Regions from separate parts of the Homo sapiens genome. Here all the other regions are linked to region 4. A link is a loop called in an ENCODE intact Hi-C map of the cell type or tissue named here. Cell type or tissue: heart left ventricle. All regions are shown on one strand. Links, peaks and the distances in the headings refer to the core of each region. The heading gives the core; the rest is flanking DNA.

What was found. Peaks named below come from ENCODE experiments on the same cell type or tissue, not always from the same donor. Only the 100,000 strongest peaks of a DNase experiment are listed, where the experiment ranks them.
Region 1: a loop joins it to region 4, with 5 times the contacts of the local background. A loop is called at or near these places in 81 of 110 quality-filtered maps.
Region 2: a loop joins it to region 4, with 4 times the contacts of the local background. A loop is called at or near these places in 76 of 110 quality-filtered maps.
Region 3: a loop joins it to region 4, with 6 times the contacts of the local background. A loop is called at or near these places in 9 of 110 quality-filtered maps.

Annotation. Positions count from the first base shown.
Region 1 is chr1:115,714,609-115,720,288 of GRCh38, forward strand. It overlaps CASQ2 (calsequestrin 2), which reads right to left. Exons shown (of 11, transcript NM_001232.4): 8 at 3,232-3,286. Among named protein-coding and RNA genes, the nearest start is that of CASQ2, 51 kb to the right of the region's middle. In heart left ventricle, for the core only: a CTCF peak has its summit at 3,115 (motif pointing right); no DNase peak of the experiment used is centred there.
Region 2 is chr1:115,609,374-115,615,053 of GRCh38, forward strand. No RefSeq gene overlaps it. Among named protein-coding and RNA genes, the nearest start is that of VANGL1, 30 kb to the right of the region's middle. In heart left ventricle, for the core only: no CTCF peak of the experiment used is centred there; no DNase peak of the experiment used is centred there.
Region 3 is chr1:115,543,737-115,549,416 of GRCh38, forward strand. No RefSeq gene overlaps it. Among named protein-coding and RNA genes, the nearest start is that of VANGL1, 95 kb to the right of the region's middle. RefSeq lists an enhancer at 2,070-2,957. In heart left ventricle, for the core only: a CTCF peak has its summit at 2,596 (motif pointing right); no DNase peak of the experiment used is centred there.
Region 4 is chr1:115,769,150-115,774,829 of GRCh38, forward strand. No RefSeq gene overlaps it. Among named protein-coding and RNA genes, the nearest start is that of CASQ2, 3.3 kb to the left of the region's middle. RefSeq lists an enhancer at 2,618-2,877. In heart left ventricle, for the core only: CTCF peaks have their summits at 2,899 and 3,100; no DNase peak of the experiment used is centred there; H3K4me3 peaks cover 325 bases; H3K27ac peaks cover 1,422 bases.

The DNA.
Region 1 (5,680 bases), core at 293-5,292, 55 kb before region 4:
GCAGAGGGACTGTTTTGCAGGAATGACATTCCTAGTCCTGCAGTCAGGCCCATTGCCCCAGGTTACACATCAGTGCTCTGCAGGTAAATCACTGATTAACCACAAATTCAGAGTCAGGGACTTTCACAGACAAGTCTTTCCCTTTCCCAACCCTGAGTGGCAAGGCCCTTGCTCACAGAAGATGCTTCTAGAGCTCCTCCCTATCCCCCTGCCCTCACCTCAGTGCATGCTTACAGCTTCCCAGTACAAGCCCCAGCTTGGGCTCTTTTGGGGAAAGGCACAGCTTCAGGCCCAGGGATATTTGTGCAGGGAGGAGGTGGAAGTAGTTTCTGGAGCTTGATTCATTACAGCAGCAATCTCGGTCAAACAGGTTCTTACAACTTCAGGGAGGCCTCTTTGTTCTATTGTTCCAAAGAGCCAGACAGGCTTCCCCACAATCCTGGAAGGTGGCAGGTGAGGTGGGGAAGGAGCCCTCTGGAGTCTGGCCAGCAGGCTGCTGCCTATGGCAACTGCATCTCTGTTCACATAACACCAGGGATCCGATTCTGTTTGATTATAGCTTGTAAACCTTAGGCAATTGGCTTCCTTTGCTATTTGCTCCTCCAGGGAAGAGTGGTGGCCGGAACCTGTGGAAAACCCACTGAAACCACACTAGCTTTTTCTTGAGAGGTGGAGACAAGGGCTAGATCATGTTGAAAAGTGAAAAAGACAAGAGAGTGCTCAGATAATTCAGAACATAAATTTGGTTTTGATACAATGGAATATTATTCGGCCCTTAAAAGGAATGATATGTGCAATGTCATTGGGACACCTTGAAAACATCATGCTAAGTGAAAGATGCCACACACAAAAGGCTACATATTAAATGATTCCATTTATATGAAATGTCCAGAATAGGCAAATTTTAGAGATAGTAGGTAATTCCTGCTTGCAGAGGTGGGTGAGAGAGAAATGGGAGTGACTGCTAATGGCTATTTATCAAAATGTTCTAGAATTAGATACTGATTATGTTTGCACAACTTTGTGAATGTCCTAAAAACCACTGGAATCTTCACTTTAAAAGGGTTACTATTATGGTATATGGATTATATCTTGATTTTATAAATTATATGATAAAAAATGTGGGTTTCACTCTGTAAGAAACTATGGAGGCTATTAGTGTATTGCCAAAAAAGGGAAGGAAAAGCTGGTCTGCCAGTGAAGATTTTGGGGCTCTGTCTTGGTTGGTCATCTAACTCTCTAATCATCTGCCAGACAAATATTTATTGGGCGCCTACCACGAGTCAAGACATTGTGCAAGAATCAGCTATATATTGATGAAAAAGGCGATCTGTTCACCCTTCATGATCTGCCACTAACTGTGTTCTCTTGGGCAGTTTGTTTAACTTCTCCAAACCGCTGTTTCCTGATCTGTCTAGTGGAACCATCTCTAGATCTCTCCCTATGAGTATACAAGAGACTGAGGTCCCCAGCAAATACCATGAAAGTCTACATTCCCTTGACTTCTCTGGTTACATTCTGGGTTGTCCCAGGGTTTCCAAAATGCACTTCAGAATCTGTGCTTCCACTTTCTCTTGGGGACTCTCTGTCTCACAGAGCACTGCCATAGGGAATTGCTACCTGCAAAATCAATTTTCCTGCACTTCACTCTCCACTGGTGTTGAAAAGAGTGAAACCAGAGAAAAGTTGTCCAAGTTCCAAAAACAAAGTTACCCATCCATTTACAGGGTCATCTTGCACTTTCAAAATAAGCTGCTCATTTTCCCCAGGTCTCATTATTTAGGGGAATGTTTCCTACTTCATTTCCTAAGCACAGACAATATTTTATGGATTAAAGTATACATTTATCCTATTTTCAGGTAGAATTGTGGTTGATATAGGCTAGATGGCAAAATAGGTAAATAAACTTTTAATGTGAACAGAAGTTCACACGTGCACACACACACAAGCACACACACACCCTGTAAAGCTGGTATGTTTTAATATCTCCCCCAGTGCCCAGTGTACCTTTCTATGTTTGGGCAGCAAAGCAGAATGTTTGAGGTTCTTGAAAGCATCTCCAAAAACACTTTATAAAATCAACTGGAGAAAAAAATAAAATCCCGCTAGGCTTCCCACACCATCGGCAGCAATCGTGAAGCTGGCTTGCCCTCTGGCCCACTTCTCTTCACTGTGTACTACCCCAGGATAATGTAGCCCTTGTCACAAGACTTGTTGTCCCTTCTCTGTTCTATAGACAAAATTTAAGACATGGTGAGATTAAAAGTGATATGGTTTGGATCTGTGTCCCCTACCCAAATCTCCTGTTGAAATGTAATCCCCAATGCTGGAGGTGGGGCCTGGTGGGAGATGATTGGATCGTGGGGGTGGTTTCTTATGATTTAACACCATTCCCCACTTGGTATGAGTTCTCACAAGATCTGGTTATATAAAAGTGTGTGGCACCTCCCCACCACCTTGGTCCTGCTCCTGCCATGTGAGATGTCTGCTCCCGCTTTGCCTTCTGCCATGAGTAAAAGCTCCCTGAAGCCTCCCCAGAAGCAGATACTGCCCTGTTTCCTGTACAACCTGAAGAACTTTGAGCCAATAGAAGCTCTTTTCTTTATAAATTACCCTGTCTCTGGTATTTCTTCATAGCAATGTGAGAATGGACTAATACAATAAGATTTCCATTTGAGTTTCTCTTTTAGGTTCTGCATACCAATAAAACTACTGACATCAGCTGGTCTAAAAGGCTGAGCAAGGAGCTGACTTATGGAAGAATGCAGTTTCCACATCCTCACGATTTCATCCCCTTACCCAGATCAATCAATGACCCCAATTTTCCAGGCCCTCACCTTCCATGATCCTCTTAAAAACCCTTGCCCAGAACCCCTTGAAGAATTGGATTTGTGGCCTGAGAATCCCTCCTCTTACCCATTTGGCAGCCTTGCGATTATTAAACTCTTTCTCTGCTGCAAATCCCACTGACTCAGTGTGTTGGTCCATTGCTGTGCAGCGCTGTAGGAACCTGGTAGTCTATAACATTCTGATTTGTTCACACCTTTTCTTCTCTTAGCCGTGTGCACAATTGAAAACGAACTCATACTTAATGGGCGACCACCAGGGGGTGCCCAATATCTTGCAGTTGCATTGTGGATGGGATGTGAGAGAAGAGAAAGGTGAGGGCTGGCAAAGGTGAGAAATCAGTTCTTGCTAGAGCTGTAAAAGAGCAGGTTGAAGGTTTCCTACCTGGATCACTCTTCTCTGCAAAGGCCACAATGTGGATCCCATTCAAATCATCTTCCTGTATGAGAAAAGTAACAAAAGTTACACTTCCAGCTGGAGGGATGCAAAGGACTGAGCCAGGGACAGGGACTCAGAAGCTGGAATGGGAATAGGAGAGGTAGGGAGAGGTGTGGAAGCGGGGATGAACACAGAAGCACAGAGGAGTACAGCGGGGCTCACATTAAGGAAGGAATGCTGAGGAGCAACTGCCAGGAATGCATAGGGTTTGGATCAGGGACTCAGATAAATGAGTTTGCAAGACAGGAAAATACCAACCACACGCAAGACATTAGCACTAAATGAGCCTCACTCCTGTGGTCTGGTGGTTCCAGGAGTGCAGCAGTAAAAGGCAAAATGAGAAAGAACATGAGTCTGGTTTATCAGGAGATCTGAGAGCAACAATGGCTCTGGAGGCAGCTCAGTAAAAGCAGCTGTCAGTCTCTGTTTCAAGAATTTACCACTGGCAGATAGAGTCAGTGATACACCAGATTATGGAGGCTTCTGAATGCTGTGGACAGATCCTGAAACTATATCCAAATGGATGGCAGACAGGAATCATTGAGGTCAATTAGGATGTGGGCTGGTGTTGTTCACACAAGAATCACAGACAAGGGTTGTGCTTCCCTGTTAGGACCCTGCCTACAGAACCCATGTAGTGTGTAGGGGACACTGCTAGAAGTGGCCTCTAGGTGACTTCCTTGAAGTCCTTGCCCAGTCAGTATAGGCCTCCAGTGCATTTCTGAGGCTGCAGGAATTGTCTGGAATTTGAGCGTAAGGAAGGTTGAGGGTGTGCGATTGAGAAAAGTGGTGTATGGCTGTGGGGGCAGGGGCAGGAAGAAGAACCTAGAGAGAGTATTTTAAGTCTATGGGGCAAACAAGGCGCATTTCATGTCTCTACACCCTGGGCAGCAAGGACCCTATGCCTTGTGTCTCCTTTGCAATGATTATTCCTGGAGAAAGAGGAGCTAGAGCTTGGAAGGGGCTCTGCTATCACAAATGTGATTCTCAGGAGACTTGGGGAGGAATATGTGTGAGAAAGAGGCACCTGGGGACAAGGCCGAGTGCATAGTGATGATGAGACATGGGGAGAGGTATGCTTTGGGCACCCTGAACATCATATCAGAATCATCCTATGGAAAAACCTCCAGGCGTCTCAACCTTCCCATGATCTCTGTTTCCATTTCAATTGATTTTAATGCTGGCGCAATCCTATCTAAATGCTAATTTTTTTCCTTTGAGTTTGGAATGGACAAAGCCTCCACAAATTCTAAGAAAGATTAAATGGAAAATATTATTATTAAAAACAAGACAGTGGGCACTGCCTTGGTCAGATTCTCTGGAGAATTTAATTTTACAGATACGCATGTGTGTGCCTGTGTGTGCCGGCTTATTACACAAATCGACAGCAACCAGAAGGGGAGTCTGAGGTTTCACTGTTTTACATTTGCTATTATCGCCAGACAGAATATCCCGATCAGTTCTCATTAGGCTAGCCTGTGTCTCTGTCTCCTGCCATCAGATGGGAGTGAGCGCTGTTAATTCTGTGAAGCAGGCTTCATTTCTGTGTGCCCTGCTAGAACGCATTTGGAATTGGCTTTAGAATTAAGAATCCATATTTGTTTTCTAGAAGGCTGCTCATAATACGGCTGTCACTCCCCAGACCCAAGATGGTCCCTGGAGGGAGCACTGTCACCAAGGGAAAGAGCCTGTCACTGTGTGCGTCACAAAGATTCAGCATGCAGACCTGTATTCCACATCCACAAGGAAGCAGGCCAGCGCTAGGTGCCAGGCATTTTCAAGTAATAAACTCACAGAGCCAGAACCCATGGGCAAGCTGGCAAGTTGGGGTTACTCAGTGAGAACCCAGCTTGCACAGGGGAGGAATAGCTGTGCTGACTTCAGGGCTGAGAACCCCCGGGGCTTCTCTGAATCCCACAGCCTTTGCTACCCAGATCTCTCATTTGGTCTTTAGGTTGTCTTGGAAATTCTGTTTTTAATTGCATGAATCTTCCCTCCTCAACTAGATGGAAAGCTCACTAAAAGAAGGGATTATGCCTTAAGATAACAACAGTTATTAAAGTGGCAACAATATCTGCTATTTGCCACTTTTTCTGTACTTACTTTGTAAGTACATTATCTCAAAATCTCATAAGAAAGTCTTATTCTTATTGAATGCTTGAAGAATCAAAGTGTCTTACCTAAGGCCACAGAACTAGTAGTGACAGAAGGGGGATTCAAGCCAGTTCTGTCTGGCCCCAAAGCCCACTGTCTTGGTTTATTCGGGCTGCTATAACAACATATCAAAACCTGGGTAGCTTATAAACAACAGAAATTTATTTCTCACTGTTATGGAGGCTGGGAAGTCAAGGCGCCGGCAGATTTGGTGTCTCGCGAGGCCTGCTTTCTGGCTCAG
Region 2 (5,680 bases), core at 520-5,519, 160 kb before region 4:
GGGTGAGTTCAGAAGATGTGAGGCCAGACTCAAGAGGTGTCCAATACAACCAAAAAAAAAAAAAAAAAGGAGAGAGAGAGAGACAGGGTTTCATTTTGTCACCCAGGGTGGAATACAATGGCGTGATCATGGTTCATTGTAACCTCGAACTCCTGGGCTTGTGGCATCCTCCTTCCTGCCTCAGCCTCTCAAGTAACCAGGACTACAGGAGCCCACCACCATGCCTGGTGAATTAAAAAACAAATTGGTAGAGATGGGGTCTCGGCTGGGTTGCCCAGGCTGGTCTCGAACTCTTGACCTCAAGCGATCCTCCTGCCTCAGCCTTCCAAAGTGTTGGGATTATACAGGCATGAGCCACCATGCCTGGCCCAACGAACTACCCTTTGTGTTTCAGATTCCTGCCTAACAGTATGTCCAAGCTGTTACAGAGCCTTCAGCAGCCAGACTTAACACACAGATGTAGCAAATAAACTAGAATGTGCACTGCTGCAACTGGTGCCCAAGCTATAACTTATATTCATCCTGCCCCCACCCCCACCACCCCCAGATGTCCCTTTTCCTCAGCTGGCACCTCAATGGGTCTAGTTTGCCTGCCTGGTGTGGTGCTTCAGACCTTAATCTCTGAGGGGTGCTTGCTGGGCCATAAAAAGGATATTCCTGGGTTCCAGATGCACTTCTATTGTGTAGCAGAAACCCTATCTCTTCACGGTAGCTAGGGCCAACCACCCCTACCAATACTGCAACTTCTTTCTTTGCCTGCTGCTCCACTGACACGAGGATCCCAAAATGAGATAGTGGTTATAAAGCTTCATTTTCAGTGGAGCCCTGTGTCTCCCAGTGGCATGCACGGAATCTTTCCTACCTCTCCATCCCTCAGTAAACAGCCAGCCAGGGCAGCAAAATGTCAGCCACCTCTCTTTGCAGAAAAATACTTCCCTTATGTCTAAGATTGGCATTCTTTGGGCTGCTCAAATTTAACTTGAGAGCAAGGGAACCCCACCACATTGGCGAGAGGAGGAGAAACTCTAGTGTTCTCTACTCCTATTGGTTCCCTTTTAGGGTCTCCTTCCTTCCTCAAGGACTCACTACTTTCTCTTTACAGTCCTGAGGTGGGTGGGGAATCTGGATCATCTCGGCCACCCCTCAGCAAACCCTAAGATGGGCCCAGTGCCTCTCTTTAGAATGAGGTAGTATTTATCATCTACTGTTTTTAGTTTTGAGGCTTCAGCACAAATTCTGAGATGACTGGAAATGTCCAGTTTAAAATGAAAAGTTGTTCAACCTCACTGTAGTCATAGCAATGTAATAAGCAATAAAGAAATGTCATTTTTGACTCATATGGTTGGCGGAAATTAATAACAGCAATAACAACCAGTGTTGGGCAGGACCTAGAGCAACTCTACAAAAGGCCAATAAGATGCAGTTATAATTTTTTTCTTTTCTTTTTTTCATACAGAGAAAAAAGGCTTTTGTACCTGGAAAATACCAATTTTAGTTCATTTTTAAAGGGTAATATGCAATATATTAAAGTTTTTATTTTAAAACCTAGATTATCTTAAACCCTTAAGTTAAACCTACAAATTTTCTTGTTCTATTTGCAGATTTATCAATAAAAATAATTTTAAAATCATTGATACTGGCTCTTTGATCAGTGTTCAACTAACTTAAATTTAATGGTTTAAATCCTTCTTAAACACTGACTTCACTTCTTAAAAAAAATCATATTTTCTTAGACATTTACAACTACAACCACAACCACAAATTTAACATATCAGATTTTTCCAGGCAAATGAAACCCCTGTTGTGGCAGACTTAACGAGCAAAATTATTCTCAGCAATTACGCTATTTTTGCAAATTAATAAATCAATCTTGTAATGTGGTAAATCAGATTCTCTTACCCATTTCAAACATTATGAAAACAGGAAAGCAAACAAAGCATATACAAAGCAGAGCAATGAAATTTTAACGATTTCGAAACTTATTACAAATCCCATATAATGCAGCCCACTCAGAAGAAATCCACATCCACTTTTTCATTATCTCTATACTTATTTGTGTACCCATCCAGGGTTATAAATCACTCCCCTAAGCTAGGGAAAAAAATCGCAATCTCCGCAGAGTGATCCAATCCAAGATGCAGGTTAAAAAGATGGCAATTTTACTGCCTGGTGTGACAGATGCAGTATCTGCGCCCTGTCTCTCTATTACTTGCCTACCTGTCTTATTGCTCACTTTTTCTACAATGTCATGTTTCTACAATGCCGTGCTGATGCACCCAGATGGGGTGATCATGTAAGCTAATGAGGCCTCATTCATAGCCATGGGCTGGCAAGTTTACACATCCCCAATTCGTAGTGTCTAACCTCTCTTGTGCACCAAACACCTAAAGGAAAATCCCATGCCAGCACACCCCTTTAGAGTGCTTCTTCCCATTTAGATGAACAAGCCTCCATGGCAGGCTTTTTTATTTCTAAAATTTGACTCTTGGTTCAAAAACAAGTCCTTTTATGGTCAGCCAAGGACGGCTAGGGTAGTGTAACATTGTCATAAATGAATCTTTTGGGAACAAAGCTCTTTCATTTCAGTTAGCCATGGTTGAAACTCATGCATGAACACGTACACCTCATAAATTATGTTGGCACATCATGTAGGTTAGCAACAAATTCTTCACTTCTCCCTTCCCTGTTCATCTGAGGTGCAGTCACTGATACCCTCCTCCTGGCTCCATTTCTTCCTCGTTCCTCCACCTTCCCGTCTGCCTTTTGGGAGGCTGAGAATATGTATTCTTACATGGACCCAAAACTTGGCCACCAGGGATGAGCCTGCACAGGCCCAGTTAACAACCTCATCCTACTGCTGTCTTGCTGGTCTGTCCGGATGTCTAGGCTTCAGTCTCCACTGTCTACAATACACTCCCCTATAACTGAATCCCTCCCTATTATGCTTTGAGTGTGTTCCCCAAATTCCATGTACTGCAAACTCAATCACCAATGTACCATATTGGAAGGTGGGAATTTTGAGAGATGACTGGGTCATGAGGGCTCTGCTCTCATGAATGGATTAGTCTATTCACTGATTAATGGATTAAAGAGTTAATGAATTAATGAGTTATCATAGGAGTGGGACTGGCGGCTTTATAAAAAGTAGAAGAGAGATCTCTTGCCATGTAATACTCTGCACCACCTCTAGACTCTAAAGAGTCCCTTATCAGATGCCAGGTCATGCCCTTGGACTTCCCAGCCTCCAGAAATGTAAGAAATAAATTCCTTTTCTTTATAAATTACCCAGTTTCAAGTGTTCTGTTAAAAGCAACAAAAAATGGACGAAGACACTCTAGCAGCCCCTAGTTGAAGGTGTGATGGGCTTTCAGGTAGGGAGACAGTCCCTTTAGGAAAGGCAGGGAATTCTCTTAGGAAGATGGAGCTTTTGGGTTTGAGCTACAAAATGAACAGGTTCTAGAGTTGCTGGGACAGCCAGGCCCCTACAGGGCAAGGCTGGGATATTGACTTTCAGAGCAGCCCTGGGCAGCTCTATAAAGCCCACCTTCTTCTCCCCTCCACTCTGAAGAGCATGTCCCATGTCCTTCCAGGTGTGCGCTCACCCCTCCTCTTTAATGCTTGCCTTTGTGAGTTCTAACCCTTAGGATCTTTCCCCTGCTTCCTTAGGTAGATGCTTAAGAGATGAACCCACACAAATAATTGCTAGTTTGAGGCGCTACTTCTTCTAAATGTATCTAATCTTCATAAGATATCCACAAAGCCATAGTGTGCCAGACCTTAGGTTTTCTTGTCCAACCCCTTCTCTGTGGACAGGAAAATGAACTCAAAATAGGAGAATCACCTGCAAAAGGGCACAGTAGGAAGGGGTGGAGCCTGATGTGAAAAGCTGGAGCCTATTTAGAGCCTGGCATTTCATTTCTAGGATCTTCTCTACCCGCTCCTAAAACCATACCTACATGTGAAAAAGAATGAACGGTCCCCCAGATACTGCCCTGCCTCACTGTGTCTATTTTTTATTTCCAGACCTCTCCCCTGCATGCCAGACTTACATATCCATCTGTCTACTTGACTGTTCCTCTTGGGTATCAAACCTCACATGCCTAAAACTAACCCGAATCTCTTCTCCTCTCCAAACTTGCTCCTCCCATAGTCTTCCTTATTTCAGTAAATGGCAAGTCTCTCCTTCCAGCCTCTCAAGCCAAACAACTTAATCATCCTTGTCTTTCTCTCACACACCATTTTCTAGCCGTCAGCATATCCTTCAGCTCCACTTTCTATGTGGAGCCTGATCTGTTATGACAGAGGCCACAGCATCCTTTCCTTATATTGCAATCGCTTCCTAAATGGCTTTCTTGCTTCTTCCCGCTCCCTGCTTCTCCCCGCTTCCTTGCATCTCCCCGCTCCCTGCAGTCAATACCCCACATAGCACCTGGGGTGGAAGGAGGACCAGGTCTCTCCCCTCTCATAATGCTTCTGTGGCTCCCGTGTCAGGCAAAAGCTGTGGTTCTTACCATGGCCTACAAGTCCTGCATGACACATAGCATCCTCTGGGGCTGCCTCCCACCCTCAGCCTCCACCTCATCTCCTACCACTCCCCACTCACTCACTCTGCTCCACTGCCCTGACCTTCATGCTGTTCCTCAAACTTGCCAAGCAAGGTACAGACTCAAGACCTTTGTGTGAGTCTTCCCTCTTCTGCAACTCTCTCCCCAGATGTCTAAGGCTCACCCCCTTGCTTCCTTCAGGCTCCGCTCCAACCTCATCTCATGGAAGAGGTCTTCTTGACGCCCCATAGAACATTGTAATAGTGGCCCATCTTCCCCTCACTCCCTTTCCCTTTGCTTTATTGTTCTCCAAACCATTCACCATCTGACACATTTTATATTTACTTGTTGGCTTACTTATTTATTTTCTATCACTTTGCTCTAGAACATGAACGCCATGATGGCAGGGAATTTGCTTTGTTTACTGCTGAACATTTCCCAGCATGTAGAACAGCACCTGGCACTTACTAGATGCGCAATAAACATCTGGTGAATGAACAAAGGAGTGATTCTGTGGCAGACACTGTGGGAAGCATTTTATGTTCATTATTTTATTTCACCCTCACAACAAATTTGTAAGATGAATATCACATTTTTCTGATGAGGAAGTGAATAATCAGAACGATTCAAAACTACAAATAAAAGGTTCACAGTGCTCATTGCTGATAACTGGTAGAGTCAGGATTTGAAATCAGTTCTGATTCAATTGTTTATCCATTTTTTAAAATAGAAGAAGGCATTGCAGGAATTATTCTATTATTTATTGTAATATAAAGCCAAACCAACGGAATAAAACACATTATTCTTCCTAAAAATATTTGCATTTTATTTATTTTTACTTTCTTTTCTTTTGTTACCCAGGCTGGAGTGCACTGGCCTGGTCACAGCTCACTGCAGCCTCAACCTTCTGGACTCAAGCCATCCTCCTGCCTCAGCCTCCCAAGTACCTAGGACTACATGCACGCACCACTACACCAGGTAATTTTTATTTTTGGTAGGGATGGGATCTCACTATGTTGCCTAGGCTGGTCTCAAACTCCTAGGCTCAAGTAATCTTCCTGCCTCGATCTCCCAAAGTGCTGGGATTACAGGTGTTAGCCACCATGCCCAGACAGTGTTTGCATTTTAAAAGATAG
Region 3 (5,680 bases), core at 504-5,503, 230 kb before region 4:
AAAGTCAAAAGTAGAGACTTGAATATATGATGTAAATTTTTCTAGGTCGCAATTTTATGCATGGTTTAATGTTTCATTTTTGTCCAGTTGTTAAACTGTTTGCTAGATTAACAATATTCATCTTGAATGTAAAATGTTATAGCCACTATGGAAGACAGTTTGGTGGTTCCTCAAAAAGTTAAATCTAGAATTACCCTATGACCCAGCAATTTCACTCCTAGATATATACCCAAGACAGCTGAAAATATATGTTCACACAAAAATGTGTACACAAATATTCATAGCAGCATTATTCAAAATAGACAAAAATGTAAACAGCCCAAATGTCCAGTAATGATGCATGGATAAACAAAATGTGGTCGGTCCATACAATGAAATATTCAGCAATAAAAAGGAATGAAGTACTGATACATGCTAAGACACAAATGGACCTTGAAAGCATTATGCTAAGTGAAAGAGGCCAGACATAATGGCCACATATTGTATGATTCCATTTACATGAAATGTCTAGAATAGGGAAATCCACAGAGACAGAAAGTAGAGTAGCGATTGCCAGGGAATGGTGGGAAGGAGGCACAAGGGTGAGGTTTCTGTTTGGAATGATAAAAACGTTGTAGAAGTAGATAGTAGTGTTGGTTGCACAACATAATGAGGACACTAGAAATCACTGAAGTGGATACTTTAAAATGGTGATTTTCAGCCAGGCATGGTGGCTTACGCCTGGAATCCCAACACTTTGGGAGGGTGAGGTGGGCGGATCACTTGAGGTCAGGAGTTTGAAACCAGCCTGGCCAACATGGTGAAACCCTGTCTCTACTAAAAATATATATATTAAAAAATTAGCCAGGCATGGTGGCGGGTGCCTGTAATCCCAGCTACTTGGGAGGCTGAGGCAGGAGAATTGCTTGAACACAGGAGGCAGAGGTTGCAGTGAGCCAAGATCGTGCCATTGCACTCCAGCCTGGGCAACAAGGGCAAAACTCTGTCTCAAAAATAAATTAATTAAAATAAAATAAAATGGTGATTTTCTGATATATGAATTGTATCTCAATTTTAACAAATTATCTTTGGTTCCATATGCAGCTCTTTAAAAAGGAAAAAAAAAAAAAAACCCCTGATAAACGTTATGTGTATGTGTGGTGGGAGGCAGGTATTTTATACACACAATGGTTTGGTTAATTCTGATGTTTGTAAACAACACAGATTAATTCCAACTTTCCCTTAATGTCCTCAGAATCATATTTTAGCTGTAGGAAGACAAACATTTAAATTTTTGCTTGTATTTCGAATTTTTCCTAAGGATGCCTGTTATGGTCTGAATGCTTGTGTCCCCCCAAATTCACATTTTGAAACCCTGCCCCTTAATGTGACGATAGCAGGAGGCAGGGTCTCTGGGAGGTGATTAGGATAAGATGAAGTCATGAGGGCACAGCCCGCTTGAGTGGAAGTAATATCTCCCCAAGAGAGCTTGTTTCCTCTCTCTGCCGTGTGAGGACACAGACCAACCCTGGGACAGTGTTGGAGGGGAATGCAAAGGCGGCAGGATCCCCGGGAGCCATTGAGGAGGCTGCTTGCCCCGTGGAGACAGCAGAAAGCAGGCTTGACAGACCCAGAAACCAGAAATTCAGAGTGATGGTTGCCAAAGTGCTGTCACTCAGCCAAACAGGGACCTGGCTCAAATGTTGCAAAGTGAAGCCTGTATCTGCTCCACAGGAGCCACAGGCCAGAGGTCCGGCTGTTGGTGCTACTCTGGGACTATCACTCAGGACAGCAGGCACAGGCGAAAGGCGTCAGACCTGGAATGAGACCGCTCTGAGTGCCCCGTGCCCCTCACTCCCTCCGTGAGCCTGGAGAAGTCTCGTTCCCTCTTCAGGCCCCCTTTTGTAAAAGAGACGAGGCAACTGTTTTTCCATCTGGGCTCTCTGGGCTCTCTGGGCCTCCTGGGATCCGAGGATATAGGACCAAGGTAAGCTCTAGTTTCATCAGGTCTCTTTGGAGTTCATTTAAGAAAAAAATAAATAAAAGTGTACTACTGATCATTGATAACAAAAAGACAGGGCAAGCTTGAAGGCCACAGCACTACGGGAGGGTGATGCACCCTCTGTCTTCGCTTTGAATGCTCTGATCTCAGAATCAGTAAAGCCGTGGCTGTGGGATCACTCTCAGTCATGGTGAAGGTATGCGAAGAATCTGCAGTTATGTTCCATCATGTGGTTTGCTAACCAGAGGGAAATTACCCCTGTATCAGATGCCACAATAATTGTCATTCAATCATTTTCTTGTTGCCCAGAAGGGGAGTAATCATAAAGGAAGGGTGGTGTCAGCGGTGTTGACATGGGGCCAACATATCTGGATGGAAAGTGAAATCTCAGTCAGTCATCCAGGCTCAAAGCCCAAGCAGAGAGGCCCCCGGGAAGGAGCACAGGGCTGGGAGTGAGTGTGGGGCTGAGAAAGGGCTGTGCCAGGAGGCCTCCCTGCTCCACATTCCTCACCTGCGATCCCTCACAAGATGACCAAAACAACCCAGTGAAACTGCCTTGCTTGGAATACATACGCAGGAGGAAGTGCCCTAGCCACAGGAGGCTGTAATACACTAGAGGGCAGTGGTGCCCAAGGCCATAGGGAGGGAAAGTCCCATGGAATGCGGGCAGCCTTTCCCTCAATCCCTCTGACCATTCCTGTGGGGGAATGCAGGCCCAGGGTTGCCAGATTTTCTCATTTTCCAGTAGAAGCCAGAAACATGGGTTTTTATGTGACATTTTCCCATTTTTAAAATACTTTGCAGATCAAACAAAACATGTTGCTAGGCCAGAACTGATCCATTAGCCATCAGTCTACAACCCCTGAATTCCAAATGAGTGACTTCATTTTAATGAAAACACCAAGAAAATTAGGTAAAAGTGTTCATTCTCCTGAAAATTTGGTCCCTGGGAGCACATTATTTATTCAATCATCAAGTGCCTACTGTGTGCCAGGTACAAATAGAATGCTAGAAGTTTTCTATTTTCTCATCTCTTCTCTGACCATAGGTCTTCTTTTCTCTGTTTCATTCATGAACTTTTCTGTATATGGGAAAGTGGGAAGAAAAATAGAAGGGAAGAAAAATATAGGCCTGGAAAAAAAGTTTGGCAAGGTGTCATTCCACAAGTGGAGGGTAAAATTGTGTCTCCAAGTCCACCGTCTTCATGCACTGAGCAACTAGCACAGAGCTGGTCACCTGGTTATTGAAAGACACAGCAACAATTGTAGCATATGTTGGTTGGTCACCCATTACCTGCCAGACCCAGTGGTGTTATTATGTTACTAGGCGGTGAATTTTAGTCCTCATTATACTTCTATGAGTCAGGGACTTCCTTTTATCACAGGAGGAAACTGAGGTCTAAACAGACTAAGTAACTTGCCCAAGTTCATAGAGCTCTCAAGCTGTAGGCCTTAGATCTTAATGAAGTTGTGCCTGACTCCAGAATACACACCTTCACATTGTACTGAATGAATGAATGAATGAATGAAGAGTGAGTGGATGAGTAAGCTGAGGCCCTGCTCCCTCTCCCCCTCATCTTTCACCCTCCATTCCCACCCTGCCCTCCCAACTCATGTGCTGGTTCTGAGACTGAAAGATCAGAATTACATTTTTGCAGATTTCCCAAAGGAACATTGGGGCCATCACTCCCCTTAGTGCCTCAGGACACTAAGCTGGCTGGGGCATTGCCATCTGCCTTGGCCCTTCAGGAGATGTCAATGTCTAGATACCCACTTAGCTTCCTTCCTGTCACATTGATACACTCAGCATCATTTGCCTCTGAAATATGTTGTGTGAAGGGGAAAGATTTGAGAAAGCAGCATGTTTTACAGATCAAGAAGATTTCTTATTTACCAGTGTGCTAGTTTCTGTTATTTTTTTCTGTACCCTAGTGTATAATCAGAGCTCATAAAAGTGCTACCGTGTGGGAGGTCTACATTTCCTCTCTATTAAGCATCCCCAGATGTTCATAGATCCTGACACTTCATGCCTCCCGCCTTCTTTGGTTCACCTTCCAGCCTCACGGCTCCTCTTTGCTTCAGTTGAGGAGCCAAGCATGTCCCACTCTGTGGTTCACTAATCAGTCATCATTCCCCAACGTCGCAACTCAACGTCTGCCTAAAAGTCTGTTTCCCCCTTTATGTGGTCAGGTGTCTGTTATCTGCTCATATTCAGAAATCACTCTTTTATGAGAACCTGACTACCAACTGCAGATGGATTTCCTTGCTGCTTTTGGAAATCGCTGATAGCACTTCCTCCTTGGTGCAATCAGAGGAGTCCCTGTGTGGTACATGCTGACCCAGTGGCTAGACAGGGGTTCATCAAACATTTTTATACATTGCGGTTGGCAAACTCTCAATTTCAGGAGATGCTGTGATGAAGCAAGGAAACACTGTGGTCCTCCAGATAGGTCTGATGGTCTATTGTTGCAAAGTATCATACCCAAAGGATGCTTGGGATGGCCCAAGTAGGGGCTTTTCCCATGAATCCAGTCAAGGACCAGCTCCACAGGCTTACGGCTCTGGCCTGAGGGCTTTGATCTTTATAATTTCAGAAAGGACAATGCAGGGGCTTAGGATGATCCAAGACTTGGAGTCTGCAGAACCGGGATCGAATCTCACTCTGCCATGTACTAGTTCTGTGATATAAAGAAAATCACTGAAATTCAGGGCTTCATTGTCTTCACTTATGAAATGGGAATAGCAAGAACAAAAATCACTTCACAAAATTATTGTGAGAATTAAATAAGTGAGTATGTGTGGATGTATTTGGAACAGAGTAAGCTTTTATCAAATATTAAATGAATTTCCGAAGTGAAAAAAAATGAAGATGTCCTCTTTCATTTTCTCTTCTCGCCATTAAGAAGAGAAATAGCATCGCCACAGGTGAGGGGCCTGCACCCAAGCTCAAGAACCACTCTGTTGGCATGATGGCAGGACTCAGGCCATCCTAGTCCTAGTTTCTTGACTCTACCTAGCCAAGAAGTCTTGTGTCACTTCTTTACTCCTTTATTTTAAAATTTTATTATAAAAATTTTTAAACATACAGAAAAGTAAAAAGAATGGCATAATGAAGAATCTACTAGCTAGTTCCAATTATCAGCACTCTGGCATACTATAACATGAATGCATATATATGTATGTATAATATGTACACATGTACACACACACACACATATCTATTTGCTAAACTATTACAGACATATTGGTTCTTCATTCCCAAATACTTCACCAAGCATCTCTAAAAGTTGTCATTGTTTATATAATTACAGCAATATTATGCAGTAACCAAATTAATAGTTCCTTAATATCATTTATTATCTAGTTCATGTTAATACTTCCCCAATTATTTCCAGAATATATATTGTAACATTTTTAGAAATGGGGATCCAATCAAAGATGCATTTGGTTGTTAAATCTTTCAAAATATGTAACAGACCACTTCTCCCACTCCCAGCCTACTGCCACACACTTTGTTCACTTTCATACTAAATTCGACCCCTGGGCTATGACAGTGATCCATCAGCTGGCATCAGCTGGCACTTGAGCTGGCTTCTGAAGCTGGCTTGGATTGACAGAGCACAGCAGTGTGTGAAAGAGGCCTGAAAAAGGGAGCAGCATGGGTAGAGACACAGAAGGAGGGGGGCCTGGAGTGTGTATA
Region 4 (5,680 bases), core at 479-5,478:
TGAATTGTTAAATCACCCCAGGGTGGTAACTCAGCCTGTCCCCTCACGGTGGTTGTTCATCCTCTGTTCCTCACTGCAACATGGAACAAAATGGAGCCCCGAGGTAGACTTCTTCATGTTCTACTCCTGTCTTTTTCTGCCTTCCCTCCTCTCTTCTTAAAAATCCTCTGCCAGCCACTGGGCGAGGGGTGCAGGGACACCCTGCTGAACCCAGCTGACACCAGAAGAACCTGTCCTCATTAAACTAAAATGAAACAAGGTTCACAGTTCAAATCCCTACTCTGCCTTTTAACAGCTAATGAACTTTGGAGGGTCACTTGCCCTCTCTGATTCTCAGTTCCCCTCTATGTAAAGTGGGGCTGATAATAACCATAAAGTTTCAAACACATAGATGAAAAAGCATGGCACAAAATAGGTGCTCAAAAATAGTAGCTATTATACTTACTTCTCATTGGAGCTGGTGGAACATTGGTTATATAATGGATATTTGTCTGTTTCTAATATGAATGGTTTGTGAACCCTTTCTTGTCCATTTTCTCCTTGAATCCAGTAGGCAATTGGGGCAAAAGGGATCAGGGCTCATCCTACCGCTGAGCTAACAGCAACTTGTCTGAGTTTGCAGCATTTCTAACTGCCGGAGCAAGAATCCAACCCTGCCTCAAAGCTGCTGCTCCTGGCTGTTTTGCCTCTGACTCTGGGTGATTCCCTTGCAGACACCCCTTTTCTTAAGTACCTTCTTGACCATCTCTTCCAGTCCAACCCTAGTCCAGTCATGTCTCTCCACTCTTCAAAGGCATCTAGGGCATTCATGATTCTGACCAAGTTTTTGTTCTCCTTCAGTTATAAATCAGCTTTGGAAAGACAGAGTACTCTGTCATGCACAGCTTCTGCAGGGGCTAGAAGGCAAAGAGAAGATCCGTGGCCTCTCTGAGTAAAGCAAGGCTCCCCTGCAGTCAGACGGCCTTACACTGAGAGTCAGGCTGATAAGGGGTTGTCTTGATGCTACACTCTCATGTGCAGAAAGTTGGGGCCTTGAAGAACCCATCACTAAAACCCTTGACGGTATTCCGTTCTTTCTAATGGTGTAGTCTCTAAGTTTTCAAAAGATGGAGCCAAGAATATCCATTCTAAGGTGCACTTAGCTTTCCAAGTCAGTGGCAAGCATGCAAGATCTCTGCTTTCTTTAGGAAATTTAAGGGGAAAAAGATTTCCGAGTGAAACAATGTGTGTCTTGTCTTTTTGAGGTCAGCCTCCCCAGACTGTTCCCAGTTGTCTCGATCTCACTGGGTTACCTTTATTTAGAATTTGCTCCACTTTTCTTAATATGTAAGTAGGTTTTTTTTAACTGTTACTGAAAAATTGGAAGCTATTTAAAGTCAGAGTCTTTTAATTTCCTTCTGACTTATAATTGACAAAACTATAAGGGAAAAGAAATAATTTTTTAAACTTTAGTTTAGCCTTCAACTCTGGTTTACTACAAAAAGCCCGAGCTGTGGAAAGTTCCTGCCCCTAGATCATGGACTCGATTTGGGCCAGGCAGCCCAGCCCTGAGGACATGCAGCCACTGACATATGCTGTGGTGATCAGGTTTCCCCCAAGCATCCATGGTAGATATGAGGTCTACATTCATGCCCCACTCTCAGCAAAAGGTAGGTTTTCATAGTTTACATTTAACGTACCAGGCTTATTTTCTGTCTGCCTTTCATTTTCCTATTTTTGTTTTTCCTCTGTCTTATTGCTCACCAACTTTAATTTTTTTTTTTTTTTTTTTTTTTTGAGATGGAGTTTCGCTCTTGTCGCCCAGGCTGGAGTGCAATGGCGCGATCTCGGCTCACCACAATCTCCGCCTCCCAGGTTCAAGCCATTCTTCTGCCTCAGCCTCCCGAGTAGCTGGGATTACAGGCACGTGCCATCACGCCTGGCTAATTTTGTATTTTTATTAGATACGAGGTTTCTCCATGTTGGTCAGGCTGGTCTTGAACTCCCAATCTCGGGTGATCCGCCTGCCTTAGCCTCCCAAAGTGCTAGGATTACAGGTGTGAGCCACCAGGTCCAGCCAATTCATTTATTTTTTAAACAAAGAATGCTTCACACATTTCTGAGTCAACCTTACATCCTGCAAATCAGCTGTTTTGTTCCAGCTTTAGCTGCGCCCCAAGCCAATGTGTCATGTACTTCTAGTTTATGTGGTTGTGCTGAAATGTGTGCATTTTTATGTGCCATTAGTAGGTACTTTTTGTTTTGTTTTTAAACAAGAAGGGGTAGAACAAAACACACAAATCAATACAAATAAATGTTTATTGTTGTCACAATATATGCCGTAGGCCCCTTGTTTTGCTAACCATTTCCAGTCCTTCACTGTGAGTGGCCGCCAACTACAGTCCCTTAATCTAACCTAGCTCATTTACTTTGTTTATTCTTGACAGGTGGCAGAATGATTTTTCTCTCAGACCATTTTATCTACAAAGAGAAACGTATGTGCTCACGCCTCCCTTCGAAGGTCTGCAGGTCTCCATTTGGGCGCCTCTGAGGTGCCTCAGAGAAAGAACCGCCCCCAGAAAGGCAGGAGACCTGCGTTCCGCCTGCCTGTGTGATTAGGTCAGGAGCCCTGAGGCTCGGGCCCTAGCACTTCCAATTTGTGAAAGAGGGTTAGAGTCACCAAGCTCCTAAGGCCCCCTTTCTGGCTCTAAGATGTTAAAATCTGTTATAAGATTTTCTTTTACCAGGATAGGCCTCAGCCCAACACACAGTGTGATGAAGTCTGATGAGTGTTAGCTGCGGAGGAGGGTTTTGATGGGCGTGACTCCGGACGAGTCCAAGCTTGCCTCTTCTCCAAGGCAAAGATCGCCTACAATGTCACTGCTGCCAAAGGACCCTTCTTTGGCTAAAATACTCCACCCAGTGGACAAAACAGAAAATGGCCTATTTCTTTGCTCCCGTTCCTGGAAGGAAGCACAGCCTATTGGCCTGGTAGAAAGAGTGCAGAAATGCTCGGGTCTAGAGCCCTGTGCTCCATGAGCCTCCAGCATCCTCTGGCCAGATCTAAACAAGCCTGTTAGCAACCCCAAGGCCCTCCTTTTCTCTCAACTTTAACAGGTGGTCCCTGGAGCCTTCCTGCCTCCTCTGCACCAGGAAACTCCTCAACAGAAACGAGCAGAAAGAGATCAATGCTATCCTGAAAAAGAGCCCCAAAGCTCCACCGATATGATTCCAGGTTTTGACAAATGTCACCTACTCAAGGAGGCCCTCAGTGTAGACCAGGAGCGGACACTCACTCCCCTTACACACTATACTTCTCCTTGGAAACACTCCTCTCACGGGAGATCCTTCTCCCTCTCCCCGCTGAACCTCATTGCTTCAGGGGCAGCATCTGTTCACAGCATCCTCATAGCAAGTAGTAGTTCTCATTAAATGCTTATTAAATAAATCTGTAGCATTACTTTGTGTCCGGGCCCGGTGGCTCACGCCTGGAATCCCAGCACTTTGAGAGGTTGAGGCGGGAGGATCACCTGAGGTCAGGAGTTTGAGACCAGCCTAGCCAACATAGCGAAACCCAATCTCTACTAAAATACAAAAAGACAGGCATAATAGCACCTGCCTGTAATCCCAGCTACTCGGAGGCTAAGGCAGGAGAATCGCTTGAGCCTGGGAGGCTGAGACTGCAGTGTGCCGAGATTGCACCACTGCACTCCAGCCTGGGCAAGAGAGTGAGACTCCATCTCAAAAAAAAAAAAAAAAAGCCAGGTATTTTAACAGCAGCAACAAGAGAAGGAGAGACAGAGAGAGAGAAGGAAGGAAGGAAGGACAGGGGAAGGAAGGAAGGAAAGAAGGAAGGAAAAATTTAATTCAGTAGACAAGAACAGATAAATGGAAAGCTTAGGGCTACTTTGTCCTGGAACTAGGGGGGAAATACAGGGTTCTCAGGGGTAGCAGTAAAAGAACAGAAAAAAAAAACCCTAATATGGAGGTCATATCAAAGGGTCCAAATGGAGGGTATGGTAGGCGGAATAGTGCCTTCCCATTCCCCCACCCCCCATCAGGATGTCCAGTATAATCCTCAGAACCTGTGTGTGTGTGTGTGTGTGTGTGTGTGTGTGTGTGTGTGTGTGTGTGTGTGTTGTCTAATATGACCAAGGAGTCTTTGCAGATGTGATTAAATTACGGATCTTGAGATGGAGAGATTAGCCTGGATTATCCTGGTGGATGCTTGTGAAACAGAGGCAAGAGGGTCAGAGTGAGAGAAGGAGATGGAGGATGGAAGCAGAGGCTGGAATGACACAGGCCAGCAGCCAAAGCATGTAGGCAGCCTCTAAGAGGTAGAAAAGGCCAGGAGAGGATTTTCCCTGAAAGCCTCCAGGAGGAATGCAGCCCCACAACCCATTTTAGACTTTTAACCTCCATAACTATAAGATAATACATTTGTGTTGTTTTAACCGCTAAGTCTGTGATAATTTGTTACAGCAGCAATGGGGAACTAATAGAGGGTGACAGTGAAAACCGACTCCTAAAGTGACAAAAAGCTGCCTATCCTATAGCCTCAGCTGTTTTATCTGCAAAGTAACCTGTACCTTCACCTAGCCCCATTGCCTGTACCAAATAGATGAGAAAACAGCTCGGCACAGTTCAGTTGATAGGGTCATTTACATTTATGGTTCCTTTGATCCTCACTCCATGAGGGAGCTGGGACATATGTCTCTTGAGGCAGGTCACTAACACCTCTGAAGGCCTCTAAAATAATCTAGATCCACATTCTCCTACGTTTTTGACCTTTCTTTTTTATGTTAATATACCATCTCTCAATATCTCTCCTTAGGAGTTTTTTTAAAGTTGCCGTTTTTGTGTAATATATTTAAAAAGAAATGATTTTCAAATATGTCTAGGTTGACATATTATTACAGACTCTTATAAAATTCATTTTAATATCATTCTTAATAATCATTATATACAGAATGAAGATAAATTATACTTTGCCAGTTTATAAATGATTCATTGTTTAATTTAATTAAAATAGACAACAGAAAGGTTGATTTGTTAGCAAATGTTTAAATGGCATATTGGTTTAGGAAACAAATATATATGAGAAATAAAGATTGAAGTTTTTCCTTTTTTTAATTTTTTTAATTGAGAAATAATTGATATACAGGGAATTGCACATATTTAAAGTGTGACATTTGATACATTTGGGCATATGCATACATGCATGAAACTATCACGACAATCAAGATATTGAATATATCCACTGCCTACAAGTTTCTTGAGTCCTTTTATAATGCATCCTTCCCTCCTCCTCCCACTAGTCCTTAGGCAACCTCCAATCTTTTTTGTCACTATAGATTAGTTTTTATTTTCTATAGTTTTATGTAAATGGAATCATACATTACCTATTCTCTTTTTTTTTCTTTGATGTGGCTTCTTTCACTCAGCATACCTATTTTGATATTCAGTAATGTTGCCTATATTGTCTTTCATTTTTATCACTAACTAGAATTATATGGTATCAACATATACAATTTGTTTATTCTTTCCCCATTAATGGAAATTTGTGTCATTTTTACACATAAAGCTAAAATTAAAATCTGTGATTCAATCTAGTTAATATAATGTGAATAAGTATGAATCAAAGTAGGGGTGTTTTGGCATATTCCATTGTTCTATATTATACTGTTTCTTGAAAAGACTC